Linked DNA regions of Homo sapiens: region 1 is linked to region 2. A link is an interaction called in ENCODE POLR2A ChIA-PET data of the cell type or tissue named here. Cell type or tissue: HCT116. All regions are shown on one strand. Each heading gives the region's core, and the rest is flanking DNA. Links, peaks and the distances in the headings are about the cores only. Region 1 overlaps SFXN2 (sideroflexin 2). Region 2 overlaps SUFU (SUFU negative regulator of hedgehog signaling).

Region 1 (4,384 bases), core at 154-4,153, 91 kb after region 2:
TCTGCCTTCTGACTTCTCTGGAGATTGCCGCTTCAGAGAAGCATCGGGGCCAGGCCAGGGCGCTGTGGATACTCCATATTGAGCCTCTCCTCTTGTTCCTGGTCTTTCCTCTTAGGAAATGGCGTACCTCCAGCATATCAGCTTCCTGATGTCTCTTCCGCCTTAACGAAAAATCTAAAAATTGACCACTGCTCTTCCTTCCCCAACACTGTCCCTTCTGCCTCCTTTCTTGAACTTGAACTCCTGGCCTCCCAAAGTGCTGGGATTACAGGCCTGTGCCTGTCTCCACCTCCTTTCTCTCTTCTTTCTGGTGGTTCTTCCCATCTTTGGGGGCTTCCTTTTCTCGGCTTCTTTTTTTTTTTTTTTTTTTTTTTTGAGACAGGGTCTTGCTATGTTGCCAAGATGGAGTGCAGTGGCGCCATCTCGGCTCGCTGCAACCTTCACCTCCCGGGTTCAAGTGATTCTCCTGCCTCAGCCTCCCAAGTAGCTGGGATTACAGGCGCCTGCCACCACGCCCGGCTAATTTTTTGTATTTTTAGTAGAGACAGGGTTTCACCATGTTAGCCAGGCTGGTCTCAAACTCCTGACCTCGTGATCCGCCCGCCTCAGCCTTCCAAAGCACTGGGGTTACAGGCATGAGCCACCGTGCCCGGCCTCAGCTTCTTTTTTTTTGAGACAGAGTCTCACTCTGTTGCCCAGGCTGGAGTACAGTGGCACAATCTCGGCTCACTGCAACCTCCGCCTCCTGGGTTCAATCAATTCTTGTGCCTCAGCCTCCTGAATAGCTAGGATGATAGGTGCCTGCCACCACGCCCAGCTAATTTTTGTATTTTTTTTTTTTATTAGAGATGGGGTTTCACCATCTTGGCCAGCCTGGTCTCAAACCCCTGACCTCAGGTGATCCACCCGCCTCGGCCTCCCAAAGTGCTGGGATTACAGGTGTGAGCCACTGTGCCCGGCCTTGGCTTCTTAAATGTCCTGATTTTTCAGGGTTTGTCCTCAGCTCTCTCCTCTTCCCATTCTGTGTGTTCTCACTGGAAAACTTTATCGTAAATCACCTCGATGCTGCTGACTCAGTTTTTTCCTTCTAGCTCTGACCTCTGTTTCCTTTCAAGCCTGAATACCCACAGGCTGATGAACTTCTTATTCAGCAAATACTTGAATATTGTGCTAGGCACTGGGGTGACAGTCGTGAGCAAAATGAACATACCACCTCACTTCACAGGTGAATTATTTAACTTAGCTAAGGTGCTATTTCCAAGAAAAAAACAAAATGACCTAGTAGTAGAAGCTATAGAAGTAAATCTGAAAATTATTTGTACAAAAAAATAAAAGGACAAATAGGTACTATTTAGTGAAGAGAGGAAAGACTAGCTTTTGAGTATTGTGTTTGGAAAGGACCTGAGACAGGAAGAGGCCTATTGCATTTAAGAAAATCCCGGCCGGGCTTGGTGGCTCACGCCTGTAATCCCAACACTTGGGGAGGCCGACGCGGGTAATGGGTCACGAGGTCAGGAGATCGAGACCATCCTGGCTAACACGGTGAAACCGCGTCTCTACTAAAAATACAAACAATTAGCTGGGTGTGGTGGCACGCACCTGTAATCCCAGCTACTCAGGAGGCTGAGGCAGGAGAATTGCTTGAACCCAGGAGGTGGACGTTGCAGTGAGCCGAGATCGCACCACTGCACTCCAGTCTGGGTGACAGAGCAAGACTCCCTCTCAAAAAAAAAAAAAAAAAAAAAAAAAACCCATGGCAGGACCGGGGCTGGTAGCTCACTCCTGTAATCCCAGCACTTTGGGAGGCTGAGGCAGGTAGATCCCTTGAGCTCAGGAGTTGAGACCAGCCTAGCAACATAGGGAGACCCTGTCTCTACAAAAAATACAAAAACTAGCCGGGCATGTTGGCACATGCCTGTGGTCCCAGCTACTTGAGAGGCTAAGGTCAGAGGATCGTTTGAGCCTGGGAGGTGGAGGCTGGAGTAGTGAGCCATGATCATACCACTGTACTCCCACCTGGGCAACAGAGCAAGACCCTGTCTCAAAAAAAAAAAAAAATCCCATGGTATTTGAAACTTAACATGCAGAAATCAAGCTTACTATTAATATTTTCTCCCTCAAAGCCAATTTTTCTGTGCTCTCCCTGTTAGCACCTATCGCCCAAGTCAGAAACCCTAGGTATCACTCTGGATATTTGTCATGTGTCAACTTGGCTAAGCTAAGCAAGACTCCCGGGATTCCCTCTCTGGTATATTCCAGTTATAGTGGCTACCCAGGAGCACACACACACCATCTTCCAGCTCTTCAGACAAACAGTAATCTAGGTGCTGCTGTGAGGGGATTTTGCAGACCTAATTAAATTCCTCAATTGTTTGGCTTTAAGTTAATCAAAAGGGAGATTATCCTGGGTGGCCTGACCTAATCAGGTGGAAGCCCTTTAAAGGAGGGCTAGAACACCCCTGAACCCCCTCTGAGGTTCTGGACTCTGAGCCATTACCCGCGTTGCTCCCTCTCCCCTGGGATGGTCTGTTGCTGGCCGCCTGCCCTGCTGACTTCAGGATTGCCTAGCCAACAGCCACAGTTATGTGAGCCAATTCGCTAATTCCTTGTGATAAATCAATTTCTATATTTTATCAATATTATATTACGTCAGCATTATATATATTTAGGCCAGGAGTGGTGCATGCCTGTAATCCCAGCACTTAGGGAGGATGAGATGGGAGGATTCCTTGAGCCCAGGAGTTTGAGATTACAGTGAGCTATGATTGCACCACTCCACTCTACCCTGGGCAACCAGCTGAGACCCTGCCTAAAAAAAGAAGAAAAAATTATAAAATCTATATAGATAGATCAACATATATTTATAACATATAAAGTTATATATTTATATATGATTTTATATAGCTATATGAATTATTTATGTTTATATATTATTTTTATATGTTATATTTAAACGTAATTCATGTCTATATAAATAAATGTATATATAAATTTATATATTATAAATATATGTTGCTATATCTATAAATTTAAAAAATTATATATTTATATAGTTATATAATTTATATATTTAGAAAATATATATTATAGTATACAAATATATTTTAGAAATATATAAAATATGTATATGTGTGTGTCATAGCCAGGTGCAGTGGCACACACCTGTAATCCTGGCACTTTGGGAGGCCAAGGCAGGCAGATTGCTTGAGCTCAGGAGTTAGAGGAACTCCATGTTGCCCCATGTTATGTTTTGGTATCTACCTGTCTGTCTGTCTGTAATCTACTGATTCTGCTTCTCTGGTTGAACCTTGACTGATAAAATGTTCCTCTTATACCTATTGCTTAGCAGACCTTAACATTCCGCTTCTTTGAAAGATTCTCTCCTGTTGGTCTCTCCTCTGAGTGCACGTGGGTTCATTTGAGCCCTACCTCTTCTTGCCTGGATTACTGGGGTTCTCGTCCAGCTGGTCTCCCTGCATCCCGTGAGGTCCATCCACATCCTGTTTATTCTCATGACTACCCAGTTTGTTCTTAGTAAACTACATATCTGATCTTGTCACTCTTCTTCTTAAAGTCTTTCAATGACTCCCTGAAGCTTTCAGGCAAACATTTAAAAGCGTCAGCTTTTTTTGTATGACTCCATTTTCTCTCCTCTCTTAGCATATCAATTATACTTCTTTTGAAAACCTTTTTAGTGGTTGCCCAGGAGTCTGCAATGTACATTTATGACTAATCCAAATCCACTTTCAAATAACACTATACCACTGCATGGAGTGTGCAAGTACCTTAGAATGGAGTCCTCCCAATTCTCCCCTCCTGTCCTTGATATTACTGCTGTCATGGATTTCTCTGATCCATAAACTGTAATCACCAAATACATTGTTGCTACTATTGTTTTAAACAAACGTATCTGTTTGTTAACTGTTAACAGTTCAGAATAAGAGAAATAAAGATTTTTATTTGTTTGTTTGTTAGTGTTTTTTCCCAGACAGGGTCTCACTCTGTCGTGCAGGCTGGAGTGCAGTGGCACGATCACAGTTCACTGCAGGCTTAGCCTTAGCCTCCCAGACTCAAGCAGTCCCCGCACCTCAGCCTCCCAAGTAGCTGGGACCACAGGCACATGCAACCACGCCTGGCTATGTTTTTTTCTTTTTTAATTTTTATAGAGACAGGGTCTCACTCTGTTGCCCAGACTGGTCTCAAACTCCTGGGCTCAAGCGATGCTCCTGCCTTGGCCTGCCAAAGTGCTGGGATTATAGGTGTGAACCATCCCACCTGACCAGAAGAACTTCTTTTAACATCTTGTAAGTCAGGTCTGCCAGTGACAAATTTCCTGTTTTGTTTGTCCAAGAAAGTCCTTTTTTTTTTTTTTTTTTTTTTTTGA
Region 2 (4,384 bases), core at 239-4,238:
GGGTAGAGGAATGGAGTCCATAATCCCCTTTGTTTTTTCTCCCTTGTTCCCGGCATCCTTATTTGCGAGGGCTTACCTCATCCTGGAAAATCCCTTCCCCTCCCCCGCTCCTGCCCGCAGCACCCCAGTGGGATGGGAGCTTTCCTGGCCCCAGTGCCCCATGGGTTAGTGAACTCTAGCAGGCTGGCCGGGCCTCTGGAGAGCTCTCCTGGGCCCTGCCCTGCCTGTGGCAGAGGCAGACCCTTCCCTTGTCCTGTCTGCCAGGAAATGTGCTTGGGGGAGAACTCCTTCGCCTCCCAGGGGCCAGGCTTTCTACCAAGAGGGAGGCCAGGCGGGAGCTAGGTTCCAGCCAGGGCTGGAGCTTCCAGCTTCCAGGGCTCCCTGGGCTGCAACAGCCAGGACACAGGCCTCTGGTGTTTAGGAAGCTGAGGGGAGTGCACAGGGCGGGACCGTCCAGTCCAGGTCTCCAGTTGGACAGGAACTCCCCAGAGCCAGGGTCACCTCAATAGAGCAGGGTCTCCTCTGTCCTCTGGGATGCAGCTTGAGAAATTTGTTCATTTATATATTCCAAAGCCATCAAGCACCCAGTCCATGCCAGCCAATCAACCCCCACAAGTCACTGGTCCCTGAGTCCCAGCTCCCCATTCAGTCAGACCAGAGCCAGCTGCCCAGAAGCGCTTCCGGAGAGGCCTTGTCGCACTGGGATGGCGCTGTGCCAGGCTGCTGCTTTGAGCTTGGGGGTAGGAGGGGGACAGTCCAGGCAAGAGGGACAGAAGCCTGGGGGAGCAGAGGAAAGTAGGTCACTAAAAATGACTTTTTTCTTTTTTTCCTTTTCTGTCCAGAGGCTGTCCCTACACCCTGCCTCACTCGCCACTTTGGTCCTGGCAGAGACAGTCCCCCAGCAGAGGGAGCGAAGAGGGAGGCAGCCAGGAAGGGTCAGGCTCGTCTGCCTCCAGCCCCAGACCGAGGCAGGCTGAGAACACTGTTCTCTCCTTTCCACCCTGCCCTGACTTCCGGCCTAGCCAAATTAGAAAAGACAGACCCTGGGCCGGGCGCAGTGACTCATGTCTGTAATCCCAGCACTTTGGGAGGCCGAGGCAGGTGGATCACCTGAGGTCGGGAATTTGAGACCAGCCTGACCAACATGGAGAAAACCCATCTCTACTAATAATACAATAATTAGCCGGGCTTGGTGGTGCATGCCTGTAATCTCAGCTACTCGGGAGGCTGAGGCACGAGAATCGCTTGAACCCGGGAAGCAAAAGTTGCAGTGAGCCGAGATCGCGCCATTGCACTCCAGCCTGGGCAACAAGAGCGAAACTCCGTCTCAAAAGAAAAAGAAAAGACAGACCCTGTGTCTAAGTTCCGGTATCAGTCCCAGGCAGTGAGCATTTATTGAGCTCCATCTGTGTGCCAGACTGCATGCAAAGTTCTACAGTAAAGAGGGAATAAGAGGCATCAGCCTCTTCCCCTTCCCCTACCAGAAACTCCCAGGTGAATGGGAGAAACAGAACTGTAGGCAAATCAGTGTATCCTGGGATGGGGTGGGAGACATTTGGCTCTCCTTGGCCACCACTGGGACCACTCTGAGGCTGGTAACCCTGGGAAGTGGTGCGAATGAATACAGGGAGCAGGGTGGGGATTGGCCCCTCTCAGGCCCAAGGGATCACCTCAAACCACACTTGTCCCACTCTTCTGCTCCCACCAAGGCCGCAAGTGTGGTTCTGACTTTGGGGCCGAACTGGGGCCTCCTTCCCTTTGGAGCCTTTGGCCAAGTATACAGAGGACAGGTTCCAGGGTTCTTCCTGCACTAGCCTCTGAAAGAGAGGCCATGGCAGTGACAGAGCTCAGGCCACTTCCCCATAGCCTCCAGACCCTCCCCCAGCCCCCATCCTCCAGCCCCAGGGCCTCAGGGAGCAGATTCTTTACATGCCTGTGGCCAGAGGCAGAACCAAGGAAGTGAGCAAGAGGGAGGTCAGCTTAGTGGAGAAAGGAGGAGAAAACGCCCTCCTCCAACCTGCCTCATTATTGACAGGCCGTGGGGAAAGAAGGGGTCACCAACTCCAGCCGTTTGAGCCCAGCCTGCCACCTGGGTCTAGCATTTGAGAATGAAGCCACGCCTCCCGCGGCCTGTCCTATCCCTAGCTCCCCGGGGACAGGCCTGGGCAATCTCTGGAAAGACCACGGTGTATTCTGCTAACCACTCACACTCCTGGTCTGTGCTTGCTCCCTCCACAGTTCAAACTTCCCAAAGAGTACAGCTGGCCTGAAAAGAAGCTGAAGGTCTCCATCCTGCCTGACGTGGTGTTCGACAGTCCGCTACACTAGCCTGGGCTGGGCCCTGCAGTGGCCAGCAGGGAGCCCAGCTGCTCCCCAGTGACTTCCAGTGTAACAGTTGTGTCAACGAGATCTCCACAAATAAAAGGACAAGTGTGAGGAAGACTGCGCAGTGCCACCCCGCAGCCCAGTGGGGTGCCATGCACAGGCCACAGGCCCTCCACCTCACCTCCAGCTCAGGGGCCGCACCCCGCCGCTGGCTAAGCCTTGTGACCCATCAGGCCAGTGAGTGGGCAAATGCGGACCCTCCCTGCCTGCAGCCTGCACAGATTCTGGTTTGAGGTTTGACTCTGGACCCTGGCTGTGCCCCTAGGTGGAGACAGCCCTCTTTCTCACCTACCCCCTGCCGCACAGCCCAGCAGGAGGGAGGCGGACAGCCAGATGCAGAGCGAGTGGATGCACTTCCCAGCTCATCTCTGGAAGCCTTTGCTACTCAAGCTCCTCTGGCCGCGGAACAATTCCTCTGATCATGTTTGGTTTTCTTCTTCCTTATTTTATTTTGTAGAAACCGGGTGGTATTTTATTGCTCTGCAAAGATGTCCAGAAGCCATGTATATAATGTTTTTTAAACAGAACTTCATTCCCCGTTGAACTTTCGCATTCTCTGACAGAGGCCTAGGGCTGTATCTCTCCCTGGGCTGCCACCAGAGAAGGTGCTTGGTGTTCGCCTGCCAGCCCAGAGCCCTGGAGGAGCCGGCTGCACAGAGAGGCTTTTCTTCCCAGCTGGGCCTGGTGGAGCCCGGGGCAGGGGGAGAGTAGAGACACTCCCTTGTGCAGCTTTGAGCCTAGTTTAGCTGGGGCCAGGGAGGGGTGCTACTGTTTTCCAAGTGAATGGGTCTCAAAGACTTGGTGACCCCAGCCTCATCTTCTAGGCCTTTTCCACCCAACCAGGCCTACCTGGGAGAGGGTGAGGTTCAGCACATCACACACCATCCCCACTGTCATTCAGGGCCTGGGTCTCCAGCTCTGTAACCAGTCCTGTCCCATTTCCTCAGTCCCTGGGCCTCCCAGCCTTCAGGCTGTAGGGCTGCCTTACTAAAATTGAAAAATCCACCTCTTAACATCTCTTTCACTTTGGTTTTGCTAACACTGCTCTCTGCTGCCCTCCCATCCTCCCTGTATCCATTCATGCCCTATCTTTCATTCTCCACTCCTAATCCCTCTCCTTTCTGGCATCCTGGCCTCTCGTGGTCCTCAGCCCCTCACCCCCAGTACTGCAGATCTCACAGTTTGCCTTCCAGAAGCCAGCCTATCTCTAGCCCATGGTTTTGGAGTTCCTCTCGGGTTATCTCCCACGCCTGACCTGGAACCAGCAAGCCCCTTTCCTGCCTTCTTACCCCCAACTCTAGGGATGGGACTGTTACAATACTTCAAGATCACTCTTTACACCTCTTCAAAGCAAAGTCATGACAATGCAGGGCTCCTCATTGCTCCCATCTGCCTCTGCTGCACACACAGGCACCAGCAGGGATGCCACAGGAGTGCCCACAGGGTGCAGGACTCCACTGATGAGAGATCCAGCCAAAGAGCTGCCCCCAGGGGTATGAGGGCACCAGCTGGGTTCTCCAGGGAGCAGGAGTTGGACCTCCATGGAGCCACTAGGCCTGGCCTCCTCTACACATCCCCAGGGCTATCTGGTTAATTCCATCAAGCTCAGAGTTAAAAGGCATATCAGCCTGGAGTATTTGGGAGAGACTGGCTGCAGATCCCCGCCAGCCAAGATGCAAGCCACTCGGGACCTGATGTCGGCAGCTGTGCCTCTACTGCCCTGAGGACTTACCAGAGGGAGCCCTACTGGCCTTCCCCCACCACAGCAGCCCTGCCTGTGAAGCTCTTGTTTCTGACATTTCACAGGCAGAGAGGTGCCATCAGTTCGCCTCCATTCCTTGCCACCATGACCAGCCTCTCCCTGAACTCTCTCTTGCTCGGGACCTGCCTGAGGGCTCCCTGCTGCAGTTCGCCGTACTTCCATCTGCTGGGTGCCTCCATCGTTGGTTGGGTGGGGATGGGGCATTTTCTGAGCTAAGCTTTGTCATTAGTTTGTGAA

Evidence for each region. Peaks named below come from ENCODE experiments on the same cell type or tissue, not always from the same donor. Only the 100,000 strongest peaks of a DNase experiment are listed, where the experiment ranks them.
Region 1: POLR2A ChIA-PET joins it to region 2 with 7 read pairs; 27 of 35 experiments call an interaction of 5 or more read pairs at or near these places.

The regions. Positions count from the first base shown.
Region 1 is chr10:102,718,568-102,722,951 of GRCh38, forward strand. All of the region lies in intron 1 of SFXN2 (sideroflexin 2), which reads left to right. Among named protein-coding and RNA genes, the nearest start is that of SFXN2, 6.1 kb to the left of the region's middle. In HCT116, for the core only: no CTCF peak of the experiment used is centred there; no DNase peak of the experiment used is centred there.
Region 2 is chr10:102,627,828-102,632,211 of GRCh38, forward strand. It overlaps SUFU (SUFU negative regulator of hedgehog signaling), which reads left to right. Exons shown (of 12, transcript NM_016169.4): 12 at 2,239-4,384. The coding sequence ends at 2,328. Among named protein-coding and RNA genes, the nearest start is that of TRIM8-DT, 13 kb to the right of the region's middle. RefSeq lists enhancers at 632-1,174, 1,785-2,079, 3,733-4,384. In HCT116, for the core only: no CTCF peak of the experiment used is centred there; a DNase peak (open chromatin) is centred at 2,038; H3K4me3 peaks cover 1,766 bases; H3K27ac peaks cover 3,048 bases.